4 separate regions of the Homo sapiens genome follow, and all the other regions are linked to region 3. The links are chromatin loops, found by intact Hi-C in ENCODE. Cell type or tissue: Calu3. All regions are shown on one strand. Each heading gives the region's core, and the rest is flanking DNA. Links, peaks and the distances in the headings are about the cores only.

Evidence for each region. Hi-C counts contacts between places; a loop is a spot of excess contacts. Peaks named below come from ENCODE experiments on the same cell type or tissue, not always from the same donor. Only the 100,000 strongest peaks of a DNase experiment are listed, where the experiment ranks them.
Region 1: it touches region 3 in a loop (6-fold over the local background); 82 of 110 quality-filtered maps call a loop at or near these places.
Region 2: a loop joins it to region 3, with 14 times the contacts of the local background. A loop is called at or near these places in 87 of 110 quality-filtered maps.
Region 4: it touches region 3 in a loop (4-fold over the local background); 4 of 110 quality-filtered maps call a loop at or near these places.

Annotation. Positions count from the first base shown.
Region 1 is chr6:47,643,459-47,651,677 of GRCh38, reverse strand. No RefSeq gene overlaps it. Among named protein-coding and RNA genes, the nearest start is that of ADGRF4, 51 kb to the left of the region's middle. In Calu3, for the core only: no CTCF peak of the experiment used is centred there; a DNase peak (open chromatin) is centred at 3,877.
Region 2 is chr6:47,628,594-47,636,812 of GRCh38, reverse strand. No RefSeq gene overlaps it. Among named protein-coding and RNA genes, the nearest start is that of ADGRF4, 66 kb to the left of the region's middle. In Calu3, for the core only: no CTCF peak of the experiment used is centred there; no DNase peak of the experiment used is centred there.
Region 3 is chr6:47,776,296-47,784,514 of GRCh38, reverse strand. It overlaps OPN5 (opsin 5), which reads right to left and starts at 2,483. Exons shown (of 7, transcript NM_181744.4): 1 at 2,319-2,483. The coding sequence starts at 2,448. In Calu3, for the core only: a CTCF peak has its summit at 3,573 (motif pointing right); a DNase peak (open chromatin) is centred at 3,634.
Region 4 is chr6:47,688,103-47,696,321 of GRCh38, reverse strand. It overlaps the pseudogene ADGRF2P. Among named protein-coding and RNA genes, the nearest start is that of ADGRF4, 6.4 kb to the left of the region's middle. In Calu3, for the core only: no CTCF peak of the experiment used is centred there; no DNase peak of the experiment used is centred there.

The DNA.
Region 1 (8,219 bases), core at 1,598-6,597, 130 kb after region 3:
AAGCCACCAGATGAGGATTTTATCTTCTTCTCGCCCCTAAACCCACGTTCCATCTGCATGTGCTCCAGCCTTCTCCTCCTTCTTTCCTGTCATGTGAGAGGGAGTCTCTGTCGTCCTGTCAAAATTAGTCCCTTCAGAGGAGCTCTGTCCCTATCTCCTCAGACATTCTTAAGGGCTGCATTTCTTTAGATTTTCTTCCTGTTTCCTGCACCATCAATCTCTCCCTCTACTATGGATAATGCTATTGATGTTTAAATATGCTCAAGTATCTTCCTTCCTCAGACAAAACAAAGCAAAACAAAAGTCTCCTTCGTTTTTTTGTCCTCTCACTGAGTCTGCCTCAAGTCTCTCTTCCTGGCTAAACCTTCTGAAAACTGTCCGCACAAGCTGTCTCCACTTCTATCCTTGCTGTTCTCATGCTCTTCATGCCATTGAAACCAATTGTATAAAGGTCACCAATGTTCTCCATCTTAACAGTTCTATAATTAACTCTGCCCTCATTTTGCTTGACATCTCGGCAGCACTCAATTCAGTTAACCATTTCTCTCTTTTTTGAAATATTTCCTTCTTTAATTTTTATTTTTTAAATTGTGGTTTAAAAATAATGCAAAATTTACCCTGTTAATTAAGTGTACAGTTCAGTAGCATTAAGTATATTCATATTGTTTTGTAACAGGTCTCTAGAACTTTTTCAGGCAATACTGAACAACTCCCCACTTCCTCCTCCTCCCAACCTCTGGCAACCACCTTTCTACTTTCTGTTTCTGTGAATTTGACTACTTTAAATAACTCATATTTGTGGAATCATACAGTAGTTATCCTTTTGTGACTGGCTCATTTCACTTAGCATAATGTCCTCAATACTAATTCATATTGTGACATATGACAGGGTTCCCTTCTTTTTATGGCTGAATAACATTCCATTTATATATCTGTCACCCTTTCCTTATCTACTTATCTGTCAACAGACATTTGGGTTGAGGAAACACCACTCTTCTTAAATTTGTATGTACCTCATTTTACTATTTCCTGTATGATCTCTTCTCTACCAGAATTCTAAGTGTTGGAGCTTCTTAGACCTTCTCCTCATCCCTCCTCCCCTCCATACCCCATTCCTCCCTTCTCTCCTCTCTCCCTTTCCCTGGAGGAGCTCACCCACTTCCACAGCTTGGATGTCCAGGCCACACTTCTCTTCTAAACTCCACATTCACACGTCAGCAAGTCCTGTGGTTTCTACCTCAAAATATATCTCACATCTGTCCATTTCTTTATACAGTCATGAGCCACAAAACGATGTTTCAGTCAATAGACTACATATATACTGGTGGTCCCATAAGATTATAACACCTTATTTTTACTGTACGTTTTCTATGTTTGGATTTGTTTAGATATACAAATGGTTATCATTGTGTTACAGTTGCCTACAGTATTCAGTACAGTAACATGTCGTACAGGTTTGTAGCCTAGGAGCATAGGCTATATCATACAACCTGAGTGTGTAGTAGGCTATACCATCCAGGTTTGTGTAAGTGTACTCTGTGATGTTTGCATGATGACAAAATCTCCAATGACACATTTCTCAGAAAGTATCCTCATTGTTAAGTGACACATAACTACATCTCCATCCAGTCCCAACCATCTTCCTCTCTGGCCTGTACTAACACAAACACTTTCTAATTGTTCTCTCTGCTTTCACCCTTACCCCCTTTCAATCTGTTTTTCAGAAATCTTGTAAATATATATTCAGTCACATGGCGTCACAGATTAAAAACTATTCTCATTACACTTAGGATAAGATCTGTGTGCCTCATGTGGCCTGCAAGGCCCGCCTGACGCAAGACCTGCCTGCCTCTTCACCCTCCTCCTGGGCCTTTTCTACCTCTGTCCATGCTCAACCAAGTATAAGGGCTTCCAATCAGCTCCTGAAACTTACCAAATGCCTTTCTACCTCAGGGCCCGTGTATAGCCTGTTTATTCTGCCTGGGATCACTGTGCATATCTCGTTCTCCCCAGCCCCTCACCTTACTGCTTTCTTCCACACACACACCCCACATTCTTTGTGCGACTGGCTATTTCTCCTCTCCAGGGTGCAATAAAAACTAACATGAGGAAAGAGAGCCTTAGGAAAGTGTGGATCTTGCCTCGTGTGACCCTGAGACTGAGGGCTTCCTTCAATGCTGTGTCATAGGCCCCACCTGCCTCACCCTAATCCAGCCTTGCTTCTCTCTCGGGTCTTAGCTTCAGTACCTCCCATGGAGGCCTTCACTGCCCATTCTCTCTAAGAGGTCTCCCCATCCTTCCAACCCACCAACTCCATAATCCTAAATTACTGTGCCCTGTTTGACTCCCTTAGTTCATGTATCTCTATTTATAATTATTTACACAGTTGACTCTTGAACAACATGGGGGTTAGGGGTGCCGGCCCCCACATGCAGTCAAAAATTTGTATATAACTTTTGACTCTCTCCAAAACTTAACTACTTATAGCCTGCTGTAGACCAGAAGCGTTACCAACAACGTAACAGTCAATTAACACATATTTTCTATGCTGTATATATATATTATATACTGTATTATTACAATAAAGTAAGCTAGAAAAAAGAAAATGTTATTAAGAAAATTAAAAGGAAGAGAAAATATATTTCTATTCACTAAGTGGAAGTGGATCATCATAAAGGTCTTCATCTTTGTTATCTTCACACTGAGTAGGCTGAGGAGGAGGAAGAGGAGGGGTTGGCCTTCCTATCTCAGGGGTGGCAGAGGCAGAAGAAAACCCAAGTATAAATGGGCCTGCACAGTTCACACTTGTGTTTTTCATGGCTTAACATTTTGGGATTGTCTCTTTAGCCTCCCTCTCCCAGGAAAATAAGAGCTGTACACACACAATAGTGTTTGTTTGGTTTTGAATGAATTTAATAGTTACAATTACTTTAACCATCCATCCATCCATGAGTGAACATGGCTTCAAACTCTCATCAATCTTCTGTTCATCTTCTTCTGCCTTCTGAATGGAGGAGGGGAAAAGGGAGGAAGGAAAAGGGTTACCACAGGACTCATATGGAAAATAAGACTTCTGTGGGTTTCTTTAATTTCCAAGGGTAAAGGATAATGCAAGGTCTACTAGACCCAAGATTCTTGAAAGGATCCAGAGAAATTTTAACATTTAAGCCAATATTCAAGATGCAAAGGTAATTTGATATGACATACATAATGTTGCTCTTCATACATAAGAAAAACATCTCACTTTTAACATGTCAACTGCCCAGAAGACCACCAGAAAAATCCATTGATCAAGCAAAGTTAAGGCTGTTAGATGTATTGTACATAGTAAGAGATGCCACTACCTGGGCAGTCTTAGTAAGTTTCAGAAGTAGGAAGTCGAGGGAGGATATTCACAGGGTTTTCAAGTCTTAAAAACTAGGAAACTAGTTGGGGTTGGGCAGAGTTCATGACATAATGGCTTGGATCAGTGTGCACTGCATGGACAAAGGCTTGAGCAAGTTGTGATAAGCAAGCTGTTACTCTTGATCATAATGTAGCAGGGCAAGCTGCAGACAAAACCCCTCAAACACCGAGTTAAAGAAGGAAGGGCTTTATTCAGCCAGGAGCTTTGGCAAGACTCACATCTCCAAAAACTGAGCTGCCTGAGTGAGCAATTCCTGTCCCTTTTAAGGGCTTACAACTCTAAGGGGGTCCACATGAAAGGGTTGTGATCAATTGAGCAAGCAGAGGGTATGTGACTGGGGGCTGCATGCACTGGTAATCAGAACAGAACAGAACAAGACGGGATTTCTACAATGCTTTTCCATACAATGTCTAGAATCTATAGATAACATAACCGGTTAGGTCAGGGGTCAATTTTTAACCAGGCCCAGGGTGTGGCGCCGGGCTGTCAGCCTGTGGATTTCATTTCTGCCTTTTAGTTTTTACTTCTTCTTTCTTTGGAGGCAGAAATTGGGCATAAGACAATATGAGGTGTAGTCTCCATTATTCCCCCACCTTTGAGAACCTCACTCATTAGTGGGAGTTCTCACTTTCATCCTCACTACCCATGTCTTCTTACAAGACAGATCGATAGTGATTCATGTAGTACACTTGTGCTGAAGTATTTTGATGGACTAAGGTAGTAACAAAACTTTTTATTACTTGAAGGAGTAAACGCAGCACACAGGGAAGCAACAAGCAGGTTCCTATTACTATTATAATTTTTATTATAGGAGTTTTAAATCCTCCTACTGCTGGAAACCATTTTCCAAACATGGACCTAGGATTAAACCTATGCCACTCCTGCATGGGCACATGTGCCAGCTTTGTTATATGTTTAACTACATCTTTAACTACTTGCCCTTGGTCATCTATGTGCAGACAGCAATTGGTCAGGTTAAACTTTCCATAGACCTCTCTTTCAGCTGTTAGCAAGTAGTCTAGGGCTAGTCTATTTTTATAGATAGCATTTCTCATCTGAGTTTCTTGCCAGGCTAAAACAGTTAAAGCTCTGCCAGTTTTATTAGTGATTATTTCTAAGACAGCTTGTAACTGTATGATTCGGTTGAGCATATAAATGGGGGTTCAGTATCCTTATGAACCATCTTGTGCTCAAGTGGCAGACCCATAGTACTATATGATTCTTTCAGGGGGCCGCTCGTCATCTTTCCAGTCACCTATAACTATGCTTCTCTTTTCTCAGGAAGCATAGACAGGGAAGCCTAGGAGCTCACCTGTTTTTATGGGCAGTAGGAAAAAGGATGGTTTAATGGTGCCAATAATACAACTACCTGCCTATTGGTCAAGTAACTTGGCATAGGCTCTATGCCCACATATCCGGTATAATCCAGTGGAGGCTGTCTAGTCCCGATGGGACTCCAGGTGGGTCCACATTGTTTGCAACTTTGGAAATTTACTAAAGGATTTTTCTCAGTGTGGTTTGAACTCCACCAGGTGGCTGTTTTTGTAGTGCTATTATATGGTTTTTGCCCAAGGCAGCTGAGTCTTCCTACAGGAAGGGTGAAGTCCTTCCCCACTCATGCTATACGGTATTGTCTATGATTTAGGCTTTTTGAGCCGGGAATTCATCAGGAACTGGGTCTGTAGGTAATACTTCTTGGGCTTCCCATGGTCTTTGATCTCCCATTACAGTTCCTCCACATACATAACATGAAGTGACATTGAGAGACTGGGCTACATGCTTGGCTAATTGCAAAAACAAATTTCTTGTTTTTCCTGGAATTTCTGGTACTGGCACATTCAGTTCATCATAGAAGGTTTGAAATACCGGTTCAGGAGCGCATTTATAAACTTCTCCTCAAACCATGATATTTACTCGAGGATCCAGTCCAGCCCCATCGATTCCTAGGGTTACACGCTCCCCTTTTTTCTAGCGAGGATCAAGGGGGTTGGTTATTTAGTAATAACTCAGGGGTTACACTGACCACTGATACAGGAAGGGCCACTTTTCCCTTTTTGAAGGTGAACAGGATCCTTTTCATTTTTTATCCAAGTAGCCTAAATGACACAAGACCAGTACACATTCATTTTCACACAGTCCTAATTCAGGACAAATGTACTTATTTTCTGCCATATAGCCTCTTTCCTTATTAAGAGAACCACATCCTATTCCTAACTTATTATTATTAATGACAGTACAGGCATCAAATTTCAAGGTGACTTGTCTGGGCACCCCTTTTTCTTCTGTTTTGGCTAACACTTAACTCATATCATTTATGAGCCCCCACCAGTCCTCAGTCCTTAATCTTGTTTCAAAAACTGTGGTCATGGGAGGCTCAGATGGGTCATAACACACATCAGGTTGGTCATTTCCTGGGCTACATACCTTGTATAGAATAGCATTATACAAATGAGTTCTTTTTAGACTCCTGGTACACTTATAATAACCATAAAATAAGAGGACTGTAGCAACTTTTTGTCCTACCTCAGTGGCTTGATGTACACACTGGGAACAGTCCTCAGTCTGAGGAAGGTCAGTTGAAATCCTTAGTGTACAAGTCCAAATTTTAAGGAAAATGAGCCCACGATGAGTTTTCTCATGCTTCAGTCATACGTGGACTAGTCAGCTTATGGGTGTGACTGGAGCAGGGCTTGTCGTCTTCTTCAGAGTCATTTTGCAGAGGTTGGCGAAGCTGCTCCCGTCCACGTACAGCTCACAGTCTGCTGATGTTCAAGGATGGTCTCAGAGGTTGGACTCACTAGAATAAACTGAGTCCAATACCTCTACACAGTTATGTTTAACTGGGCTCTCTGATACCAGCAGCAAGGTGGCAGGGTTTAGGGTGCTGCAAACTTCAGTGGTTATGCGGGGATTTTCACATAGCAAGCTTTGGTACTTGGTTAATCTAACATTTGTTAGCCAATGATGTCATTTGGTATTCATCAAAGTTACCACAGCATGGGGGGCCTTTATATTCAGGTTTTGCCCAAGGGTTAGTTTATCTGCTTCTTGTGCTAACAGGGCTGTTGCTGCCAGCCTTAGACATGGGGGCCAGCCTTTGGAAACCCCGTCTAGTTGTTTTGAGAGATAGGCCCCTGGCCTTGGCCAGGGCCCCACAGTCTGGGTTAAAACTCCAACTGCCATTTCACACATAGAGTGTAAAGGGTTTTGTCAGGTCAGGTAGCCCCAGGGCTGGGGCCGACATTAGTTTTTCTTTTAACTCATGAAAAGCTCATTGCTATTGGTTGTAATAGATGTAGTTTATCCAATCTACATTTTTATTAACTGTCACCCACCAAAATATTGACTCAAATCCTGCAGCTATTTGATTTCAAGCTTTAAATTGATCTGGTATTCCCCATGGGACTCCAATTGCATCTAAATAGATATGAGAGTCGAAAGACCCATAAGGGGCTTCTCTCGCTTTATGATGTCTTATTTTCTCTCCCTCTGGTTGATGAAATGCCAGGGTGGAAGGGACGGCCAATTGGACTAAAGCAAAAGTGACACTCCAGTTATTCAGCAGAGTGCCCAGTAAAGGTTTACCACAATACCACCACACATCCGCTGGGGGATGAACAAGGGCTGACTGATTGATAAGCTCTTGAAAATTCTCAAGCTCACTGCATCCTTTCAGGTCTCCAAGGAATGCTAAGTTTCCTCCCTGTCGTGAGAGACACAAAGCAAACTTAGTGTTGGGAGACAGAAGCTGGATGGCCCTCGGGGACTGACCTGCAGGGTGCCAGACTTCGGGATATAGCAGAGAAAGCTTGGCATGACTTATTACTCCAGGCTGTACAATCCTGGAAAAGAACTAACATGCAGCCCACACCTGGTCAACAGGAGGACCACCTTAGTGGAAAGGGGAAAATCTGGGTCTCTGGCCTGCCATGTGCACAAGCATAACAATTGCTTTTGTTTAACATGTGGACAGAATATTTGATCCATTCCAACCAGGCATTTGTATCTTGGTATCCTGTCTTAATTACCAAAGTTTGTTTTAAGTCTTTAATTTCTATGATCCTCTATAAAATGAAGGTATGATATTAGGAAATGACAAAAACTGGTTGGGGCAGTCCATCCTTGCTCTTTAGTGGTCCACAGAACATTGGACCAACTATAGCATAAAAGCTCTACATTGTGGGGCAAGACTCCTCATTGTCACTGGGGTCTTTATTGAAATCTCCCTGGATTAAATGGTCCCAGTTTACTAATGCCCAGTCTGAGGAGAGTCAGGAGGGACAGAGGTACTTTTCTGAAGTAGAGAGCTGTCTTTGACTTGGCAAGTTCCCACAGAGTATAACAAGGCAAGCATTAAATGCAATAGTTTGAGGTGAAATTGACTTGGTTATGTTAATAACTAGTCAGCAATAGAGCGAGGAAAGAAGAAAGACTAATAGAATAGATGAAGGAGTTAAACTTTTCTTAGCTTTAGTTTGGTAGGGTTTTCCCCTAGGACTGTGGCCTACGACTCTGGAGGGAGTGGTGCTTTGACTCGGGTGTGATGAATCCATCACTTGTTCACTATACGAACAGCAGTCTCAGTGGTTAGCAGCACAAGGTAGGGTCCTTCCCAGGCTGGCTTGAGTTTTCCTTTTTTCCACCCTTTGATGAGAAGGTAATCTTCAGGCTGGTTTACTGGAAATTCTATTGGTGGTAACTGTGCTAAAAGACTTTTAGTTTTGAGGGAAAGGAAAGTGGAAGATAAACCAAGTATATAATTTCTAAGAAACTGACATTTTGTTTTAAATGTGGGGACATCAGCAGTGGACTT
Region 2 (8,219 bases), core at 3,009-8,008, 150 kb after region 3:
ATGCAAAAATTAATTAAAGATGGATTAAAGACTTAAATGTCAGACCTAAAACCATAAAAACCCTAGAAGAAAACCTAGGCAATACCATTCAGGACATAGGCATGGGCAAGGACTTCTTGTCTAAAACAGCAAAAGCAATGGCAACAAAAGCCAAAATTGACAAATGGGATCTAATTAAACTAAAGAGCTTCTGCACAGCAAAAGAAACTACCATCAGAGTGAACAGGCAACCTACAGAATGGGAGAAAATTTTTACAATCTACCTGTCTGACAAAGGGCTAATATCCAGAATCTACAAAGAACTTAAACAAATTTACAAGAAAAAAACAAACAACCCCATCAAAAAGTGGGCAAAGGATATGAACAGACACTTCTCAGAAGACACTTATGCAGCCAACAGACACATGAAAAAACGCTCATCATCACTGGCCATCAGAGAAATGCAAATCAAAACCACAATGAGATACCATCTCACACCAGTTAGAATGGAGATCATTAAAAAGTCAGGAAACAATGGGTGCTGAAGAGGATGTGGAGAAATCGGAACACTTTTGCACTGTTGGTGGGATTGTAAACTAGTTCAACCATTGTGGAAGACTGTGGCGATTCCTCAAAGATCTAGAACTAGAAATACCATTTGACCCAGCCATCCCATTACTGGGTATATATACAAAGGATTATAAATCATGCTGCTATAAAGACACATGCACACTTATGTTTATTGTGGCACTATTCACAATAGCAAAGACTTGGAACCAAGCCAAATGTCCATCAATGATAGACTGGATTAAGAAAATGTGGCACATATACACCATGGAATACTATGCAGCCATAAAAAGGATGAGTTCATGTCCTTTGTAGGGACATGGATGAAGCTGGAAACCATCATTCTGAGCAAACTATCACAAGGACAGAAAACCAAACACTGTATGTTGTCACTCATAGGTGGGAATTGAACAATGAGAACACTTGGACACAGGGTAGGGAACACCACACACCGGGCCTGTCATAGGGTCGGGGGAGGGGATAGCATTAGGAGATATACCTAATGTAAATGATGAGTTAATGGGTGCAGCACACCAACATGGCACATGTATACATATGTAAAAAACCTGCACGTTGTGTACATGTACCGTAGAACTTAAAGTATAATAAAAAAATAAAATAAAATAAAAAAAGAAATCCAAGCCAGGTCAAAACCAAAACCCAAGTATCAAGCAATCCAAGTCAAGTCAAAAACAAAAACCAAAGCGCAGGTACAGGCTGCCATGGGTGATCAGGCCACGCTTCCACTCAAATGGAGTGGGCGAGTTCCGAAGACCAGTCTTACCAAGTTTCAGATGTCCAGACTCCTAGTGCCAGTTCCTTCCCGGTGTTCAGCCACTGCGTTGATCCTCCACGGGGGCCTGCCAGGCACTGCTCTGGTGAGCTGTTCCACTAGGGCAATTGCCTACCCGCGAGCGCTCTCAGGATTCGTGTTGCTCAAGCTGGCTGGAGTCCCCCACAGGGATGTTCCACAGGGCAGACCTAAGCCTCCTAAGGGGCTGCCTCGAAGTCTGTTAATCACCTCGCTTCCCGGTCAGGGAACCAAGAAATGTAGCAGGACAAGCCACAGACAAAACCCCTCAGACACCAAGTTAAAGAAGGAAGGGCTTTATTAGGCCAGGAGCTTCGGCAAGACTCACGTCTCTAAAAACGGAGCTGCCCGAGTGAGCAATTCCTGTCCCTTTTAAGGGCTTACAACTCTAAGGGGGTTTGCGTGAGAGGGTCGTGATTGATTGAGCAAACAGGGGGTACGTGACTGGGGGCTGCATGCACTGGTAATCAGAATGGAACAGAACAGGACAGGGATTTTCACAGTGCTTTTCCATACAATGTCTGGAATCTATAGACAACATAACCAGTTAGGTCAGGGGTCAATCTTTAACCAGGCCCAGGGTGCGGCGCTGGGCTCTCTGCCTGTGGATTTCATTTCTGTCTTTTAGTTTTTACTTCTTCTTTCTTTGGAGGCAGAAATTGGGCATAAGACAATATGAGGGGTAGTCTTCTCCCTTAATAAGCTATTTTGTTTTATTCAGAATTTTATCTTCCAAGAGCAAATATTTCCTGGAGAGCAAGTACCTAATCTATTTTTGTTTGCTTTTGGTATTTCACTTGGGACAGGAAAGAATGTCCAGTACCAGTATTGTTTATCACAAGGACAGGAAAGTATGTTGGTTTGAATTCTCAGCCATCAGGAAAACTTACTTCTAAAGTTCTAAAATTCACCCTCAAATTTTTAATTTATATTTTCTCTTCTTTGTCCACCACCCAGTTTTCCTCAGCTTTGTTGTTTAAGTAGTCGATAACCTCATTTCTTATCTTAGTCACTAAATAGGCTTCAGGCTCAGATTTGATCAGCAGGGGATCTTATTATCTTCCTCTTTCCAGTGTCATTATCTACCATGAAATTAGTTGTCTAGCTAATTTTAAGAGTCTAGTTGTTGGAATGGTGAATTATTCCCAGGGTAAAGTGTTTCCTTTTCACTGTATTCATCAATGCCCCTCAAAACTCCCTGGGCAAGTCACTATTTATTCTGGGGATGATTTTTTAAAACACCCCCCACCTAAAAAGTACTTTCACTCACTGGTAAGCTGAATCCTTTGTCTGAAGCCTTCCTTTACTGCCATAAAGAAGGGAAGGGTGAATACCACAGCATAGGGAAAAGAAGGCTAGAATATAGGAACATTTCAATCTGACAGGAAGCAGAGAGCCTGTGGCTGGCAGAATAATCCCCACCACCACCACTGCCACCTAGATATATACACACATTCTAGTCCCAGGAATCTGTGAATACATTACCTTACACGGCAAAAGGGATTTTGCTAATGTGATTAAGAGCCTTCAGACAGGTGGGCCAAATGTAATCACAAGGGTTTTTAAGAGTGGAGAGGGAGACAGAATCAGGGAGAGGTGATTATGCATGAAGGATGGAGGACTGCAGTTTAAGAAGGGCTCAACCCTCTACAGGTGGCTTTGAAAATGGGGAAAGGGGGCCATGAGCTAAGAATTGCCAGCAGCCTAAAGAAGCTGGAAAAGGCAAGGAAAGGAATTTTCCCCCTAGAGCTTCCTTTGGAAGCCTTAATTTTAGCCCAGTGAGATTCATGTCAGACTTCTGACCTCCAGCATATAAAATAATACATGTCTATTGTTTTTGCACCACTAAATTTGTGTGATAATTACAGCGGCAATAGAAAGCTAATCCAGAGCCCTTCTGGTTCTGAACAAGAGAAGTTCCGACACAGAGAGCAAGAGCAAGGGCCAGGCAAGAGGTGAGATGTCTTCTCACATCAATACTCAACTAGGGAGGAAAGGGGCAGAGGAGAGCAAGAGGCTCAGAAACACGGAGTCTTGTCTCCTCCTGCTCCCTAGAGGATGTATCCACTTCTTGCACACACAGACACCACACTAAGAACAAAGGCAGATCCCTGAGTGAGGAGAAACAGCCCAAGGGAATTTTATGTTGATTGCTACTTATTTTGTATATGCAGTGATTTATAATTTAAACCAGATGACAGCTGGGCATGGTGGCTCATGCCTGTAATCCCAGCACTTTGGGAAGCCAATGCGGGCAGACCACTTGAGGTCAGGAGTTTTTGAGACCAGTCTGGCCAACATTGCAAAACCATGTCTCTACTAAAAATACAAAAATTAGCAGGGCATGGTGGCACATGCCTATAGTCTAGCTACTTGGGAGGCTGAGGCACAAGAAACACTTGAGCCGGGAGGCAGACGTAGTGAGCTGAGATCATGCCACTGCACTCCAGCCTGGGCAACAGAGTGAGACTCCATCTCATACACGTACAAAAAAAATAATCAATTAATTAATAAGCCAGATGAGAATGTAGCCTTTGAATGGCAATTTTTTTCTTGCCTCAGTAAGAACACAGGTTCAGATCAAGATAAACAAACATAAAGGCATTTTTGCATTACACATACATTCACAAATTCAATAGACTAAAACGAATATACATTATTTTATTTCATTCTCTACTTCTCCCTCTCTCTCCATGGAACTGGTGATAATCTTGGTGAGACTAAGGAAACGGTCCCTGAATACTTTTATGTATACTATGTTGTTTTTCTCATACTCCAGGATTTTTATCACTATTAAGAATCATAATCACTAGTTTTGTCACTTGTTCAAAATACTGTCTAAGCCCTGGGTCAAGACTTACTGATATCCATGAAAGGTTTTGCTTTTCCCTAAAGCATACTGCAGATGGCTGGCTATTTTGTCAGTGGAAAGATCTGTGTGATGTTGTCTTGCTCTGTCCTCCTATATAGCATGTTTCACTTCTGAAGTCTTTCAGGTGACCACGTTCCTTCTGGGGTAGGACTATTCTCTGCTTCTGTGACCCTACAGTCACATCATCACCACAATATGGACATTTTAACCCCATTTTGGAGAGAAAAGTCATTTCCTGCTTAGAATTTGGGCAGAAAATGGATTCACTTTTTCAGGCATGGTCGTGGCACCATAGACTCTCTCCACTGACCACTGGCTCTGGACTGTACTGGCAGACTCCAACTCTATATGAATTATACTAGACTTCACATAGGAAAAAGACAGAAGTGGCAAAACCAGAGATGCCCTACCAGAAACTCCTTAAGAAGCCTGGAGCACAAAGCTCACTACAAAACTATTATATGAGCTGGTTACATAAGCAACCATAAATGGGATTTGCTTTCTCTTTGGCCTGGTTGTGGTAGGAGCACATTGCAGGACAAAATGGAGGAACGGGAGGTGCCACCAGAGAATCAAGGACAGGAAGTGGCAAATAACACATGTGAGAAAAGGTTCAGGACTCACTGCAGCAACCTGGGGTCAAAGGAGCCCTCAAGGCGTCAACATCCAACAGAAATGACAAACAAGAGCAAGATGGTTTTGTTGCTGCTGTCTGACTTGTTCTCCCAGAACTCAGGGCCTCCTTTCTCCCTCTTCCCTGAGTAAACGGCAAGAAGGAAAGGGTTTAAATTCTGGCAAAACAAAGTTTTTATGTCTCTTTAGATAAGGAAAGGGATAAGACTTGAGTGATTTGCCAAGTTCACACAGCTACTCATTTTTAGAGCCAGTTTTCAGAGCGAGATCAGTTCGATTCCAAGGCCCCAACTCTTTTTACCCTATCATGTGGCACTTAGCTTGGGGAAGTAATCAGGCTAGGGAAGTAGGGTTGGTTGTGTCCCAGTTCTGGGTGAAGGTTGGAGCCCTCTCTGATTTTATTTGCAGCTGCTACCTGTTTATGGTTTCAAGACACATATAAGCTGAGCTTTATTTGACTGCCATCTAGTGGTCATTTAATTTTGTTTTTTTCCTTTTTTCTTTTTTTTTGAAAGACAGGGCCTCATTTTCTTGCCCAGGCTGGAGTGCAGTGGCGCGATCTGCAGCCTCAACCTCCTGGGCTCAAGCGATCCTCCCGCCTCAGCCTCCCAAGTAGCTGAGACTATAGATGCACACCAACACACCCAGTTAGTTTTTGTTTTTGTTTTGTTTTTAGTAGAAACAAGGTCTCCTTATATTGCCCAGACTGGGCTCTAAGCTCAAGCAATCCTCCCACCTCAGCCTCCCAAAGTACTGAGATTTCAGGCATGAGCCACCGTGCCTGGCCCATTTAATTTCTTTATGGAAGCTACGTAAGGTTGTTTATTGTGTTTTTGCTGAAAAGCCATGAAAACCATTTAAGTTTGCAAAGATGTACACTAAGAAATGAAGAACGTTTCCCAAAATCTTGTGTGACCACATCACAGAGAAATCTAAAAACTATGAGATCCCTGAAAATAGACTTTACATTTAGTCTCTTACTGGTGGAAAAATGTTGACAGACTTAATATAAAGGATCACAAAGAGTGAAAGAAGTAAGACTAGACTAGAAGAAATTAATATTCCCCAGGCAGGCTCCTTCTTTCCTATATATTATCTATGTAGAGAGGCAATAAAGCTTATGAGCAAAAGCACAGGCTTCAAAACTCGGTTTCTTGGGCTGAGTTCAGCTCCAGGCCTTATTAGCTCAGTGGCCTTGGCCAAGTTGCTTAACCTTCCTTAGCCTCTTTCCCGTGTGTGGAGTATAATACCTCCTAGCACGCAGGATTGTTGAGATGATTAGATAGGATAGACAGGTAAATTAGATAGCAATTACTTGGAATAGCACTTGGTATGTGGTAAGCACAATATAAACATTAGCTATGTTTGACGCGATGCCTACTTTTAAAGGTAAGTTTACTATAAAATGTAGGGTAAACTGACCATCTAAAGTCCAGTATATAAAATTTGTTAAATACATTTTAAGAGCCTAATGCAGTCCCTGGAAGAATGTCTGTTTTATAGCAATCGGCATGATAGTGGTTAGTCTTGAGGAGATATTATACTTGAATATTTGAGGAAGGAAGAAAAGGTAGGAGACGGTAAAGACAAGGGGTAGAGAGAATACCTCCCCTTTTGTCACTTATTCATCCACTAAACATTTACTGATTGTCTACTACATGCTAAAGACCATACTAGGTCATTTTAGGTCAGTGGTTCTCAAAGTGTGGTCCACAAGGTCAAAACAACTTTCATGATAATACGAAGATGCTAGTTGCTTTTCTCATTGTGTTGAGATTTGCACTGCTAGTGTAAACGCAGTGGTGACGGTGACTAGAACTGCTAGGCACGCATCAAGACAGTGGTACCATTTTGTTACTGTGTTCTTCACCACCATACCCAGTACAGGAAACCCCTTCCTTTTATCAAAGTGAACATTTTATTTTTCTCTTATAATTTCATATCATGCATTGAGATTGATAAATTTCCTGATATGAAATCTCTCCCTGTGAGATTTGGTTTATGATGATCAGGTTTAAAGTTATGCTGGATTCATAAAATAAATTGGGTGGCTTTCCATCTTTTTCTACAGTTTGAGTAGCTTAAAGACCAATTAAAACACAGCCATCATCTGGCCTTGCTGTCTTTCTCAGTTGTAGAGCCTTAAATACGTTTCAAATTCACTTACGGTGTGTTTAGTCAATTAAAAATTTCAACTTCTTCTTTGAGTCAGTATTCATTCTTTAAAGTTCCATAACTTAACAGATGTCTTGGTGTTACATATCATGCCATTTTTTTCCTCCTGGGACATAAAGGATTTTAATCAAGGTTTTCTTCTGGACAACTTTTTTTTTGTTATATAAAACACAGGTATCCATAAAGATACTTGTGTCTGATTACTCACGTTTCCATGGTGTCAGTTATTTGATGAATAGCACAGCAAGGAAGAAGAGCTATAAATTGTTAGCCAAAATATTCTCTCATTACATCTGTCTTCCCTAAGAGCATGTCTCCTTCTCCTTGGTTTTCAGACTTCCAATTATTAGGGCTTACAGTTAGTGAGGCTTCTCTTTCAGCTCCACATTCCCCAGCTATCCTTCTGTACAGGATTTGAGCCTACAATGATCAGATGAGCCTTTCAGAGAAATCTGCATCTGGCACAAAGTCTGGGAAAGTTTATATCAGATTTCAGGTTGCTCCCTCCAAAACATTTGGAAGGTATTTTTACTATTATAAATTGTAGCTTCCTTATTTCATCTGAAAAGCAATGTTTTTATCTTAAATCTGCTTTTTAATCTATTAATATCAAATCTTTTTCATTGTACTTACTGTTTTTAATGAGTCTCAAGGGAGGAAAAGACAGTAAAAATGTCATCACTCCGTCACATCGTTTACATTCTGTTCAGTTAATGTTTAGGAATATCTCTAAAAATCCACTCTACCATGAAAAGTTAACATGTGATTTTATTAAAGAATTGTTACTCATTGGGCATGGTGGCTAATGCCTGTAATCCAAGCACTCTGGGAGGCCGAGGGGAGCAGCGCGGATTGCTTTAACTCAGGAGTTCAAGACCAGCCCAGGCAACATGGTGAAACCCAGTATCAAAAACAAAACAAACAAAAAAAAATTAGGTGGGTGTGGTGGCATGCACCTGTAGTCCCAACTACTCAAGAGGCTGATGCAGGAGGATTGCTGGAGCCCAGGAGGCAGAGGTTGTAGTTAGCTGAGGTCGCACCACGGCACTCTAGCCAGGGTAATAGAGAAGGACCCTGACTGGAATAAAAAAAAAAAAAAGTTTCTCAATGCACTTAAAATGTAGTTTTACTTTCAATAACTTTATTCACACACTTTTAAAGGGAACTGAAATGTAGTCAGTA
Region 3 (8,219 bases), core at 1,332-6,331:
ACCAGCCTGGCCAACATGGCGAAACCCCGTCTCTACTAAAAAACACAAAAATTAGCCAAGCATGGTGGTGCACACCTGTAGCCCCAGCTACTCAGGAGGTTGAGGCACAAGAATTGCTTGAACTTGGGAGATGGAGGTTGCAGTGAGCCGAGATCGCACCACTGCACTCCAACCTGGGTGACAGAGTGAGACTCTATGTCCAAAAAAAAAAGGAATCTTGCAACATCTACACTAGCCTATTCTAGGAGAGTGAAAACCAGACACACGGCCAAGTCCAAGAAGTGGATCTAGGGTGAGTCCAAACCCCTCCAGTCGACCCCTCTCCTCACCCTGCGTGACTGTTCTCTAACATACCATTGGCTCCACCTCCTAGTGCCCTGATCCTCCTGAAGCTCCCCCTGTCCAGGGACTCTTTTTCAACCTGTTTTTCTGGCTCCATCTCAGCAAACCCACTGGAATATGATTGTGGACTTTCCTTCCAACTCCATGTGTATCAGGTGGGAAATTCTCCTGATTTCCTCACCCTGGTTGCAATCCTCCTGCAATCCTCCCTGCTTAAGATTGGGAATGGACTGATAGGCCTCTCTGTTTTGTGTTGTCTGGAGAGATTTGTCAGGTTATTGATGTTACTTTTTTAATTCATTCCTTGAAAGTGATGGAGCTATGCTAAATACAATTGATCAAGTTGCTTATTTTTCTGCCTTTTCTGTTAATTGAAAGTACTTAAGTTTAATAAAAATGCAATGTGGATTTTACAGAGATAAGACAGTTTCTGTTCCAGCAGAATGTTTGCCCATTTTATTCTCTGCTCTATTCCCAGCAACTTAAAACAGTGGCAAAGAGTGGGCGCTCAATATATATTTATGTTGAAAAGAGATGGGGACTCATTTATAAGAAACAGAATTTAAACTAGTAAAACACTAACAACAATAAAGACAAAGACCCAGGGAATCACTTTACAGCAGAATTTGGTTGAATCACATGAGTTCCTTTTGCCTCAAGTACTGACCATAGAGGGATATCAAGTATTTTCTAATGAGTTTTGCTACTTTCAGGAGGTTAAATGAAATTCTTAGCCAGTAATAAATAGATGAGAGAGGGAGAAAAAGAGAGAAAGGGAGGAAGGGAAGAAGGGTGGAAGAGAAAGATAGAAACAAAGAGAAAAGAGAGAGAGAGCAAGTTTGACCCAACATCTGAAAAAATTAAAGGCAAACAAACCTAAAGACATAACCCACCTTCACACTGGTCACCCAAAGTTAAAACAACAATTTTAAATTTAAGAAAAGTATGGTTTCTTTTCTTAAATTTAAATAGGTGGTTAAATTAAATCCTAACTGTCTAGATTAGTGCTATCCAGTATAAATGTAATGTAAGCCAGAAATGCGAGCCACATATGGATTCTAAAATTTTCTGGTAGCCACATTAAACAAAGTAAAAATTTACAAAGTAAAAATTTAATTTATAAATTTAAAATTTACAGTAAATTAATTTTAATAATATATTTTATTTAGCTTAACATACCTAAAATGTTGTATGTTCAACATGTATTTAATTTTTAAAAATTATTAATGAGATATTTTATACCACTTTTTGTTGTACTGAGCCTTCAGTATCTGGTGAGTATTTACACTACAGCAACTTTCAATTTGGAAAAGCCACATGTGGCTACTGAATGAATGAGATCATGCAGTCTAGAAGCAGGTGCACCCTTTCGTCAATTATGCACAAAAATCTTTTGACCCCGGACTTTCTTCCATTTATCACCAACACATTTTTCAACTGTCACCAAAATGGCTTAGCTATTTTGATGCGACTTTACTTTTAGGTGAAGTAAACTCAGTGTTTCTGCCATTACTATAGTACTATAGCACAATAGCACAATTGAGTTTTGCACAGTTGTGAGAACAGGAGACTGACCTAGATTATTTTTAAGGCCCATTCTCAACCTAAAACTTATGATTATGTCAAAAACATTATTTAAAAAGCACTCTGTTTAAATAAAATATCATTATCATTAATTTTGGTATTCAGAAAGTAAATCTACTCCCAAAGTAACCAAAATGAAATGGATAAATAATTTTGCTGTAAGAGTTCTTGGATTATCAATGGAATTTTATTCCTAATAATAATGATAATAAAGAGTCATTTCTAGGAAACATTTATTGAATGCCATAATGCCATTCCATCTTCTGCCTTTCCCCACTCTTCGCCTCCACTAAACTATCCACTTAAGTATCAGAATCCTTTCACAAAATTAACATATCAGCCCATGAATTTTCTAAATGCAGCCTTTGCACAGAAGAATTAAGGAAGCTTACCAATTATTGTTAGGTAAAAGCCAGCCACTAAATCCGCTTCCCAAGAAAGTTTGGAAGCAAAAGGATCCCCATCTCGAAGGTAATGGGGCAGGCGCTCGTCCTGAGGCAGGGCAGTGTGATTTAACGCCATTCTGTTCTCGAACCACGAGGGATCTGAAAAGCAAACCAGTAGAGATCTCAGCAGACCTGAATAAGCCAGCTTGAACCATTTCATAATCGTGGCTCCTGTTTTAAAACAAAAAGCAAGTTCCCAGGGTCATGCATGATTCTCTAATTAATAACTGGTAAAAATTTTAACATTTTTTTCAATGATCCAATTATGTCATTACTCAGTTATTCGGTTGGCAGATTATCCAAGCCTTCATTTTCTCCTCTGTTTTCTCATGCTACTCTTTGAGCCACTTCTTTTCTCCTTGGGGTGATTAAAAGGTTGAAGGCCAAACTGTGCAATTTACTGTTTCTTAGCAATTTTTGTAAAGGTCTGAGCAGGAAATGATATTGTATGGAGTGTGCACACATACACACACACACACTATATATATATAATTTATGTATATAAATTATATATAATATATAAAAAATTTACATATGTATATATATAACTTGTCAGAATATAGTATTTTTTGATTATCCAGATTTCCCAGAAAATCATTTCCATTGTACATTCAATGAGGTTTAGAGTTTTGTAAGGAAAGAAATAGAGCATTCAGTACAAAGGAACATGGACACTTAATTAATTGAAGCTAAGAGCTAGGTGATTGTCAAAGTGATCTTGAAATTTGGAGCTATTTAGAAAGGATTCAAGCTGGGTTGTAACTCACAGGCACATCCACAGGAAGGTTTGTTTCTCAAGTTTCCTAGAGCAGAAAGCAATTTCATTATTTCTCACCACTGCCCCAAATCCATACTTTCTATTTGCTCATTTATGCTTCTGGATGAAATCTTGAGCATTGAGGAATTTCTCAGATACACAGGTCTTAGTACTGTTTCTTTTGAATTGGAGTTTTAAAAGGTTTACACAAAGTCTTTGATGGGCTTTCTGCAAAAATAAAAGTCACATGATATCCCTCATCCTGAAACTTGGAGTCGTGTGTTGTTCTTCAGATAAAGTATGCTGCTGATGTTAAAACTTCCTTTGGAAGGGTCATTCCTTTGTCATGATTGTTCCTATTTGTTTTGAAAGGGGAAGAAATACTAGTGTGGCTGTTTCTCTTTTGAACTTGCCTATTTCAAATCGAACCAACAGATGTCACTGTTCAGCTCTCTAGGCAACAATTTCGGGCATTATATGAGACAGCAAGTGGAACACAGAGTTGTGTGCCCCACAGGCGGTGACAGGGTGATCGGCACATATCTAACCATGTAATTCACCTTCGCAAAAGACATGAATTTAACCCCTTTCTAACTGCCAACTTACAGCTTACAGAGGAAGGCTAGTGACCCTTTCAGTGGCCAGTTGGCTGAAACTACAGTCTCCTACACACAGTTTGAGGACAGTCATGTGCTAATGTTCATTCCAAATCCTTCTCCCTGAGATGGTTAGAAAGCTGTAGGAGAAATCTTTGGCTGCCAGATGCACCACATCCCAAGACCTACCCCAGGTGAAAGTTTATCTTTACCTTTCAAACTCCTGATTCCCCTTTGACTGCCTCTTGTTCTGGTAAACTCTCTCCTCCCCAAAGATTGCCCCCGCCCAACTGGCTGTCCAGTCCTGTCCTCCACCTTAGCTTCAGAATCATAAGATGAAGGTTGGAGTCCAGCTGTGATACCCACCCTCTGATCTTGAGCAAATCATTTAAACTTTCTGAACTGCAACCACTTCATCTGTAAAATGGGCAGTCTCCTTCTTACCTGTCACTCATGCTTGTTGTAGGAGCAATAGGATATCGGACTCGAAAGCATATTATGAATGGGGGGTCCTGTATATTTATTATATGCTGAGATGCTTACTTTTCCCAAACTTGCCTATCCATCAAGATATAGCTATTGTATAAGAGATTTCCTCAGGGTCCCATGCTGAATCAATGGATGCTTGTGTGTTAACTCAAGTATTCACTGAACATCTACTACAAACCCAGCATTATGAGGTAGGACAACAGAGGTTTACCATGTTATCTAGACTTAGGGAGGGTATCTATCATTTTCTGGACAGAGAAAAGATGCAACTAATGGTCAGAAAATATAATAATAATACAAGAATATAAAACAATAAAATGCTGCTTTACTTGGTTTTAGAGAATTTTTTTGAGATAGGGTCTCACTCTGTTGCCCAGGCTGGAGTGCAGCGATGTGATCAGTGCTCACTGCATCCTCGACCTCCTAGGCTCAGGTGATCCTCCCAACTTAGCCTCCCGACTAGCTGGGACCATGGCACACGCCACAACACCTAGCTAATTTTTTTTATTATTATTATTTGTAGAGACAGTATCTCTCTATGGTTCCCAGGCTGATCTCAAACTCCCGTCCTGGGGTCAAGGGCTCCTCCCACTTTAGCCTCCCAAAGTCCTGGGATTACAAGTGTGAGCCACTGAACCTGGCCTAGACAATAATTTTTAAAGCAAGGAAATAATACTATTTTCTGAGGAATTAACTAGACTGTGTGTGTAATATCAAGAAGTGTCCTTCCTATATCGAGAAGTACCCAGGCCTTGCACAGCCTAAGACTCGATATGTTAATAATGAAAATGATAACATAAAACTTCACTTGAGCCCCCAAGGGGCTTTAATAAGCAACGAAAACAGTAGAGAATATTTTCAGTAAGAAAATGACATGAGCTAAGATTTGGAGGAAAAAATGAACATAAAGTGTATAAGGGATGGAAAAAGAGTTGTTCCATGGGAACAGAGTTCATCATGGAGAGAAGTGGTAGCCATCTTGGCTTGGTAAAATGGGATCTTGTCCTGTAGAGCCTTGCCTGCCTGGCAGAAGAGTTGCTTTTGACATATCATAGGTGGACTTATTTTTTTTCTGACACTGATCAAAATTAATGCTATTGTTTAAGTTTGGAAATACAGTGTTTGAGAGTTTCTAGTTCTTTTCAAAGACACAACTTAGACACAACTCTTCCTGAGGAACACTGCGAGAAAGAGGCAGAGAATCCTAAATACATGGTTATTTGGGAATTCTTTTTTTTTCCACTCTTCTTTATACATTACAAACTCATTTTTCAACTTCACACTTTACACTTATTTTCCCCATATGTAATTTGTGTTCCATTTCTTCTCAGTCTATCCAAATTCCACTTGACCTTCAAGCTTTTATCCAAAGTCTACATCCTTCAGAATATAAAACTGGCTCCTTCAGTCACTACTAAAATACTCCTAGGAGAAATTAATCCACTTAATTTACCTAATTCTTCCTCTGGTTTACCTACACATGAGTAAAATAACTTTCAGTTCATAAAGAAATTAGAGGTACCAGTGCATAGTATGGGATCATTATCATTATTTTGTTGAGGTGCTATTTCATCATTGATACAGAATTATACTTTTTGCTGAAAACAGGCTATAGCAATGCAACCATCATAAATATTTTTGCAGAACACTAACTGTACTACTTAAAATAATAAATGCAACACATAGTCATGACTGAATTTGTTCAGAGATATGTTTTAGAGAGTTTCTTTTTCAGTATTGAATGTGCCTGAATTACCTCATTGTGTAAATAAAATAGTCATTTGTCGATTCCTTCCCTCTTTTACCTCCTGTATTTGAAGATTGCCTACCGCCCATAGTAGATAGATGCTGTCCTATCTACCTTCCCAGGTGGTCAGGGCCCTCAACACCACATCCCCCAGTTCCCTGGGATGGCATCCTATGATCAAACCAATGGTTCCCAATCAGCTGCATATCTGAATCTCTTATGTACTTATTTTTTATTTTTTGTATATTGTTATTGTTGTATTTTGTATTGTAGCTATTCTTTAGGTACTGTAGTCTGGGTACAACTTCCAGGGTCTATGATATTATTTCCAAGAGGATCAGTTTGTCGAATTTTGTAACCATGGAAGCTTGCCTTTCTTGCACAATATTTCATGGCACTATTGCTTGGGAAACAACATATGGGGGTTGGAGGAAAGTATCCTGTTTAAAAGTGGAGGAGAAACTAAATGACTTGTCAAAATTTCTGCTGAATTTATGATTCTGTGAAAGATATAAATGAAACTTCTTGGAGTAAGTTGTATGTGATTATTCATGTTAGCATAATCCTTTAAGCCATAAAATATACTCCACTGCTCTCACATCTGCTAATCAATGGTCTTTTGGACCATGAATAAATCTTCCTAAGACTGTTCTCATAACAGCTTATTATGGAAAAAGCTGAAAACATCTCCACTCTTCATCACCCATAAAAGTTTTAAATATCTTTTGAGTTACCAGAATTAGCCATTTAAAATCCTGTATTATTCCACAATGAAAAATTAAAGAATATCTTTAGATGTAGCCAGAAGTCCTCATGTCCAAATTGAATGGACTTACAAATAGGTATAAGCAAATACGGAAGAGAGAATGGCACAGGTTCCCCTCCTAACAGGAAATAAACACAAGTTCGTACCAAGAAACAGAGTCCAACTCTGTTAGACTCTATCTAGTCTTAAAATTATCTTCAAAAAATATTTGGCAATAAATTTCCCCTTGACCTGCTAAATTTTCCCTGGTTTAATGCAGGAAATACCAAAAAGCATGGGCAGTGTGGAGAGCCACTTATGCAAGGTGAAAGTGACCTGCCCAAAATGGTCTTCTCCACTGGCCTGCTCTGGCTTCTGAAACTTTTGCCATTTTTTGCCTGAAGCATCATCACCACGAAATTTCTTTCTAGGGATATACTATCTGAGAACATGAAATTTGAATCTACCGGAATCCATGAAAACTTCAACATAAAGTAGTTTCTGAAATTAGTTACTTGAAACCTAGTAGAAGCCAGCAGACCTCAAAATAGGTGTAAGATGGTGCAGAGTAAGTTGGAAACAAACATCGAAGGCCAGGAAATGTTCAGGAAGTTAACAAAGAAACACCCACGAACTAGAGAGATGTCCAAGAAAGGTAAGCAGATAATATTCAATATCTCGAGGTAAAATGTGCTCAGTGTTAAGCCTGATAAAATGTAAGTAAGGAAACATAGTTTATTAAAAATTCAGAAATCCTTTAGCTGGTTTACACAGGTCTTTAACAAGTGGGTGATTGCCCATTTCCACTACTGTTCAAAAGGATTACCCACAATAAGCCTACAGGAAAAAGGATTTGTGGTCAGATTCATTTTTATACCAACTTCAGAAATTTGTGCCAGCCTCTAGGCTGGTGTCTTATGATAAGGGACCAACAATTCAGGACTAAGCTTCTTTCACTCAACCCCAGCGAGCCAGCTGGCATGGGCCATGATTGTGTGCAGGGACGACCACAATGAAGACCAGCAAGTTTTCCCAGTCGTCCAGGGACAACCACACTGGAGACCAGTCAGTTTTCTTCCGTTACTCCTTCTGCATGCTAGCCTCTCTCCTGTCTCTATCGACCTTCGGATTTGACCTCCCCATTTGAGCACCACAGTGGTTTCAAGCACCTCCCCTTTCCTTTCCTATCAAAATCTTCTCTAAAAAAATGGAATTGATAAATCTTGTTGACATGGTATGACATTTATAATACATTTTATGGAAAAACACTAATTATCAAAGAGTTATGAAGCATTTTTAAGCGAGAGAAAACTATAGAGAAAGATACCTAGAAATATATATGCCAAAGTGTTAAAATATATTTTTATTATGTATAGTGTTAGCATGGTTATGATGTATAATGATGTTAGGAGTAATTCTTTCTTTACTTTTTATTTGGAGAGTGAGGATACTTGGTAATATAGCCACTTTTTTAATTGTTTAAAAATGGCATACTAATTTTGCAATATTGTCT
Region 4 (8,219 bases), core at 1,156-6,155, 88 kb after region 3:
CAGGTTGATGCATTTTTTTTAACTTCAGATTGATGCTTTTTGTCTGCTCAAACTTTCCTACTTATAGGAAGATTATTTGTAATAAGAAACAAAGAAAGAAAGAAAGAGAGAGAGGGAGAAAAAAAGAAAGAAAGAGAAAGGGAGAAAGAGAGAGAGAGAGGGAGGGAGGGAGGGAAGAAGGAAGGAAGGAAGGAAGGAAGGAAGGAAGGAAGGAAGGAAGGAAGGAAGGAAGGAAGGAAGGAAGGAAGGAAGGGACTGCACTCATACCTAAGGTGAGCCCCACTTTCTCCTTTGTAATGAAACGTCATCAATACTGACTTCTTGTTGGGATAATTAAAGGCTGCCCATTGCCCCTTTGCCTTCATCCACTAGTTAGATGCTGCTGCAGTCATCTATGTCCTTGCTTTGTAAAGAGGTTTTTTTTTTTTCCTCAAAGAGCTTCTACCTACAATACTGTTCTATCAGGTAACACCTGGTTTGAATGTTGAATTTGTTTACATACAGGTTAAGAAAAAGAGCAGCTCTGAATTGGAAATGTGATATTTCCTCTCTCCAATCCCAGGTATCAAAAAAGCATATTGTTGGTGAGGATTGACCTTACATTGTCAGTGTAGGCAGAAGATCTTTCAGTGTCTATATGGTCTTGAAGAGGAAGTACAGGGCTGGGAGCCAGCACACTTGGGTTTCTACCTCTGGCTCAGTCCTCGATTAGCATTGACTCACAACTCCAGACTTCCATCTCCTTAACTGAAAATGGTCATCTTTCTGTCTCAAAAGCTCTATGCTTTTCCCCTTGGTTCATGGCCAAGGAAGTTGTATCTAAGCCTAAACCAAGTTGACAATCCAATCTATTTAAATTTGAAAAAGTGGATATACTGGCAGTGGATTCCTTTTGAAAAAAAAAAATAATCTGCAATGTCCTACTTAGAGTCAGCCCAACTCTTTGTGACTATTCATGAGGCTCCTCCCTCAGCAACACACAGAATCCAGCCAGGTGAAATCTCAGGCCGCCTTTTCCAAGATGAGACAGAGGTTGCTTTCTGAAGACAAATGTGACCCAACAGCATAGAGATGGAAGCCCCAACAAAAACCACGGTTGTGGCCCCCTTTGTCTTTTTGTTTGCTGTGGCTGCCCAGCATGACATATGTAGCTATGTACAGTTGATGGACGAGAAATGTTTAGTAGCACAGAACAGCTTAGACAGAGGAGCCTTTCATCCTTTCTGCACATCACGCCCTCCTCCATCAGCACCACATGTGTGAGCTTCCTACATATTCTCCAGAAGCAAGAAGACAGGAATGAGCACATTTCTCCTTTGGGCTCTGCCATTCCTGAAATATACAACCCTGTCAAGAACAGAAGATCACAGCTTTAATGTACAGGTAGCAAGATTCATAGGCTTTACAACATCTGCATTATAAGCTCACTGTCTTGAACAATGAGCCCATTTGGGTACATCCCTTATGGCCGATGGAGAGTCTCCTCCCTTTAAGCCACTTTGGAATCCAGAGAACAGTCTTTTCTGTTGCCAACAAATGCTGAATTACACACCTTGTCTTTCTCTAAGCTGGGCCACCTCCTTTTCAGTGTAACACTTCTTGGAAAAGACCCACTTTTTATACAAGGCCCTGGACTGCTACAGAAAGCCACAAAGGCTGCTGGAGCCTGGATGTGTTGGGATGAGGGGTGGGAGGCCCTCTCTACATAGCTGAGTGCATCTATCTCTGTTTCTGTCTCTGTCATGCTGTATGTGTCTCTGTGAGTCCATCTCTCTGGGTTTTTTTTTTTTCTGCATTTCTCTCGATCTCCCAATGCATCTCTTATCCTCTCCGTGCATCTCTCTGTCTCTGTCTCCCTATGAATGTGGGTATCTCGATGTGGGTTCCTCTGTCTTCCTCTCTTTTCTGTCTCTAGATCCAGAGGGACATCGAGACACAGGATTGGAAGACTTGTGTCTGCACATGTCCTTGTGTCTAGGTGGCTCTCTTCTAGTCGTGAGCCACCATGTCCCTCTGTCTTTGTGTATCTGAATTTCTGTTTCTCCCTGTGGCTCCTTTCTCCACTTCTATTTTTCTATATATCTTTGTCTATCTCTGAGATCTCAAATGTAAATAAACGTCTCCATCATCCCTGAGGCCTCTCACAGCTATTATTTATCATAATACCTTGATCTTTTCAGGCTAGGGAAAAGAAAGGGGCCACAATGGGAAATCTGGGGATACTGCTGATATCATATAGGATGTCCTGGGATAGAGAACTAGAGAGAAGATTGAAGAGAGGGAGCAGCTAAGTAAAGCAGGCAGCTCTCCTCACTCCCATCTAAAAATCACCCAGGCTAATTTAAAAGCATTTTCAGACACGCCTGCTTAATTTTCAGGGACAAAAAAAATTTCAGTAGCTTAAGAATTTGAAGTGTGAATATATTTCCAACCATAGCTAGGTGAGAATAGACTGTATAGTAGAATCCTTTTAATGAAGAAAAAATCATTTCTAATTATAATTAATCAAATTGCAATTTTAAAAGAAATGTCACATATATGACATATATGGGAACCCCTTGCTTTGCACTCACCTCCTAGGTTAGGGATGTAGCCTGGTTTGTTAACTTGGGCCTTTGATGGGATGACAAGATAATTCAGAAGAAGCATTCTGTTGAAGACAAAGTAAAATTGCATTTATTAAATATCATTATTAGTCTGTTTTCAATTATCACAATTATTCAAAGCATCTAGGGAATTGTGATCCACAGCAATTTCTTTTATTCCTTCACTTTATTCCTCTCCTCTCCTTCTGTTGTTTTTTTTTTCCTTGAGACAGAGTCTCACTCTGTCGTCTAGGCTGGAGTGCAGTGGCGCAATCTCGGATCACTGCAACCTCTGCCTCCCAGGTTCAAGCGTTTCTCCTGCCTCAGCCTCCCGACTAGCTGAGACTACAGGCATCCACCACCACACCCAGCCTCGTGATCTGCCCACCTCGGCCTCCCAAAGTGCTGGGATTACAGGCATGAGCCACTGTGCCCGGCTCCCTTCTCTCCTTTTTTATATTGGAACTGCTGACAACATAGGAACTGACTGCTGTGAGAGATCCTCCTCCTCCTTGGCCTGGCCTGGCTCTGCCTACTGAAGGAGACCCTAATTTGGGAGGGTGTTGGACAGTGGAGAAGACATTGAGTGGCATGGAGAGAGAGAGACAGCAAAATGGCTCCAAGATCTCAAATAACTCTTTCTCAGCTGGTCTGCTGAAATCCTCAGCGTTAAAGCCAAGCCCTTGTAATGCACCTGTGTCCAGAGGATGTCCTCGTTTTTTAGAAATGTGTTGCCTAAGATAGGTAATACATTAACTCACTGGTAGAATTACTACCACATAAACATAGGCTAATTCATCACTTCAGATATAAAATGAACACAGACAAGCAAATTTATTATGCTGGGTTTGGGAAGCAGGACTGATACTACCCAAGCAGGTGCCATGAGGAGGGGAGTTGAATCTGGACTACAGAAGATTGCTACCTAGGGATTAGAGGCCTACAAAGCAGAAGAGAAGAGCACAGATGAAACACCTACTTCTGTCCTCTGAGCAGGGTTGATAAAACTAATTGCAGGCAGTGACCTAAAGTTAGTGAGCAAGAAATGAAGGGAGAAGTGCAAGAAATTAGGATAAATTTACCTAGTACCTAGGCCAGTGATTGTTAACCCAGATAGCACGTTAGAATCACTGTGGAGCTTTAAAGAATGCTTAGGCCCTACCTCCAAGAGTTTCTAATTTAATTTTTCTTGAGTACGGCCTGGAAAGTGTGTGTGTGTGTTTTTTTAGACGGAATCTCCCTCTGTCACCCAGGCTGGAGTGCAGTGGTGCGATCTCGGGCTCACTGCAACTCCTCCACCTCCCAAGTTCAAGTGATTCTCCTGCCTCAGCCTCCCGAGTAGCTGGGACTACAGGCATGTACCACCACACCTGGCTAATTTTTGTATTTTTAGTAGAGATGGGGTTTCACCATGTTAGCCAGGATGGTCTCAAACTCCTGACCTCAGGCAATCTGCACACCTCAGCCTCCCAAAGTGCTGGGATTATAGGCGTGAGCCACCATGCCCTGAAGTGGTATATTTTTAAAGCTTCTTAGGTGTTTCTAAGGTACAGCCAACAACACCACTGAATCAGACAATCGACAACTACTCATAAAATGCTGGATATTATTTTGACTTATCAGTCACATAAAACCACAAAGAGAAGTGGAAGAAATGACTAGGATTTTATGACACTGAAAAGCAGAATTTCTCTATGATGACCTGAATGGATCAATTCTGAAACACGTAAGGAAAGGAGCAAAGCTAAATTGGAAGGGATTGAGAGAGTCAGGACTCTCTCCTGAGAGCACCACGGCAGACCAAAGTGAAAGAGGAGAGTACTTACATCAGGGATGCTTGTTGGAGACAAATATTTTCAATGCCAGAACACTTCAGGGAGTCTTTAGATGAATGACCCTCAACCTTGAATGTACATTAGAATCACCCGGGGAGCTTTCAAAACCCCCAAATCCAAGCCACACTCCAGACCAATCAAATGAGAATCTCCAGGGGTGTGACCGAGGCAACCCCATTTTTTGAAGCTTCCCAGTTTATTTTAATGTGTAGCCCAAGTTGAGAACCATTGCTTTAGACATTTATTAATGTCATTTGCATTAAACTTTGGGTCTTTTTTTTTTTAAAGCTGAAAAGGGTACAGAGAAACCAGCAGACTCCCAAGTATGGAGACCAAAGACTAAAAACAAGACCAAAGGTTAGGTAAGAGTAAGGCAAAAGGGAACAGGAAAAGAGAGGGAAGAAAGAGAAGAGAAGAGGAGGGCTGAAGAAATCAACAGAGAGAGAATGGGAAGGCAAAGAACGAGGATGGGGCAACACTGCTCTCAGGGCCACAGGGTGCCCAGCCCCATCAATTAGCCTCTCTCCATGCAGATCCCCTGAAGCCCCAGTCCATGACAGGAGATGTGGACCCTAGCAGACACTGGCATGGGAGGCTCTAGATCACCTCCTTGCTTGTTTTGGGTGTATTCCTTGGGCCAACCCTGAATCTCCTTTTGCTGCCATTTAAAAGTTTTTTAAAAAATTGAGCGGCAGTTTTTCCCTCCCTCAAAACAGTTCATGGCCCTCATTCTTTGCATAACAAAACAATGTTTCTAAGTCACAGGAATAGAAGATAAGTTAACGACCCTGTTATAGTCCAGCCTGCTGTCCAATGACTGAATCTTCTCTACAGCAACCCTGTGCAGGCCCCAAGCCCACTTAAGCCACTTCAGTACCATGGCAGCTGGCCCCTCTTGAGCAGTTCTTTGTGTAGGATCAGAATTTGTTTCCCTGGAGTTTTTACACTTTGGATGTGGGCCAACTGATTGGAGTCATAGAGAACAAGTGAGATGTCATGGGAACCTAAGACTTCTCTCATTTCTTTCATCACCTGCTCTCCTACTATGTGGTTTGAGATTCACCCTCCAACGCCAGCCACCTTGTCACTCTCCTCTAAATTCATGTAACTCCACTTGCATCTCTTTGCATCCCCATATTCCAGAAAGAATCTCAACTGTTTAAGAGGCACCCATCACTTCTGGGAAATCCACACTGCAAAGTGTTAAGGTGAGAGTGTTAGCAACACTCCATATGCCAGAAACTCCAAGATTGTTATCTTGTTAAACTTTTAAATACAAAAATGAATATGAAAGCTTTACCTCTGATATTCTGGAGCTCCTTTTTGCAGAGGCTACTCAACCCTTTAAGGCTTCTCTTATCTGGATATTTAACAAAAGAAGTTAAGAATTAGAAGATCATAAGAAGATAACACGTATGCTTGGGCCTGGCAGATATTGTGGCCAGGTACTGTGTTAGCAGCTAGGTTCTGTTGGAGGGATATGGTGGCATCAGTGACCTCTGGTGGAGTAGTCTTGGAAAAGGTGGAAAGATGGGAAGAGAAAAGAGAGGTGGAGATGGCATAGGATACTCACTTTCAGGGCCTTAAATATGGACCCAATGCCTGAGAAATGCAGTTTGCCACAAGTTTGAGAATTCCTCGACATAGCTTCTATTTTTTTTTTCTTGAGATTCAGTCTCACTCTGTTATCCAGGCTGCAGTGCAGTGGGGCCATCTCGGCTCACTGCAACCTCCGCCTCCCGGGTTCAAGCAATTCTCCTGCCTTAGCCTCCCGAGTAGCTGGGATTACAGGCGTGTGCCACCATGCTTGGCTAATATTTTTGTATTTTTAGTAGAGACAGGGTTTCACCATGTTAGCCAAGATGGTCTTAATCTCCTGACCTCATGATCTGCCTGCCTCGGCCTCCTAAAGTGCTGGGATTACAGGCATGAGCCACCGCACCTGCCCTAGCTTTGGCATTATTTTTATGGAGCACTTCCGTAATCACTTCTCACAATTTGTCAATTATTCAAATCACCTTTTCTAGAGGAAAAAAAGTACTATACAACTGGACATGGTGGCTCATGCCTGTATGTAATCCCAGCACTTTGGGAGGCCAAGGCGAGTGGATCACTTGAGGTCAGGAGTTCGGGAACAGGCTGGTAAACATAGTGAAACCCCCTCTCTACTAAAAATACAAAAATTAGCCGGGCGTGGTGTTGGGCACCTGTAACCCCAGCTACTCGAGAGGCTGAGGCAGGAGAATCGCTTGAACCCAGGAGGCAGAAGTTGCAGTGAGCTGAGATCACGCCAGTGCACTCCAGCCTTGGCGACAGAATGACACCCCGTCTCAAAGAAAAAAGTACTATACAACATAGCAACAGTCCATGAAATTCTTCTTCCCTAACTAGGTCATCCTGTCCTTTTCTCTAAGTCTTGCCTGCTGAATACAGGCCCTCTTCTTATTTCTGCTATACAAAATATTATTCACCTTCCAAGGCCTTATAGAAGTTCTGTGTTCACAATTCATATATGCCAAAGTCCTCCAGCTCAGGGTGGCTTCCCCCTTCCCTGCAGATGCCGTATTCTTTGTCACACACAGACCTCAAACCACCCCTCAGGGTTGGAGGACGGTGTGCTCAAGGGCCCATTGGGATCCGTGAAGATACATTGGCACTTCTACTTACATTTCTTTGTTCTCACCCTTTTTTACTCTTAGGTTTCATAATGTATGTAACACTTTTTAGGTTAATAATGAACACATCTGGGGATATGTACTCACTGTGTTTTACTAATCCTAAAAGTTTGAAGACTACTGGTATATACAACTTTTGGTCAATGAATCATGTATGGTCCTGTGACACTTTGGAGTATTTACCTTTCATATCACAATTGCAAAGGTAAGAGGTTTTCATCTTGATAGAAGGTTCCATGACTTGGAGTTCTTTGCACATCTCACCTAACACTGGTAAACTAAGTAAAAATGTGGCTGCTGGTACTGTGGCTACAGATACTAGTTGTGTTATTATAAATAATAGAAACATAATCCTGTGGCATATGATTGGGCGATACCTTAAGTGCTTTGCGTTTTTACCTACAAAATTGCATTTGTTCTTTGTCATAATCTAATGGAGAAGGCAGAGAAAGCATTACTATCTCTACATCCCAACTGGCTCTGTTGCCAGGCTGGAGTGCAGTGGTGCAATCTTGGCTCACTGCAACCTCTGCCTCCCGGGTTCAAGCAATTTCCCTGCCTCAGTCTCCTGAGTAGCTGGGACTACACGCTCATGCCACCACGCCCAGTTACGTTTTTGTATTTTTTAGTAGAGACGGGGTTTCGCCACATTGGCCAGGATGGTCTCCATCTCCTGACCTTTTAACAAACCTTTGATATTAATATAATAGAATATTACTGGCAGTAGGCTGGACACAGTAGCTCATTCCTGTAATCCCAGCACTTTGGGAGGCCAAGATGGGTGTATCCCTTGAGCTCAGGAGTTCGAGACCAACCTGGGCAACGTAGGGAGACCCCATCTCTACAAAAACGTTTAAAAATTAGCTGGGTGTGGTGGCATGTGTCTGTAGTTCCAGCTACTCAGGAGGCTGTGGCGGGAGGATCACCTGAGCCCAAGAGGTCAAGGCTGCAGTGAGCCGTGATGATGCCACTGCACTCCAGCCAGAGCAACAGAGTGAAACCTTGTCTCAAAAAAAAAAAAAATTAACATGTCCTTTTCTCTAAGTCTTGCCAGCTGAATACAGGTGCTCTTCTTATTTAGTAAAAAATAAATAAATAAATAAAAAATAAATAGTAAAACATAA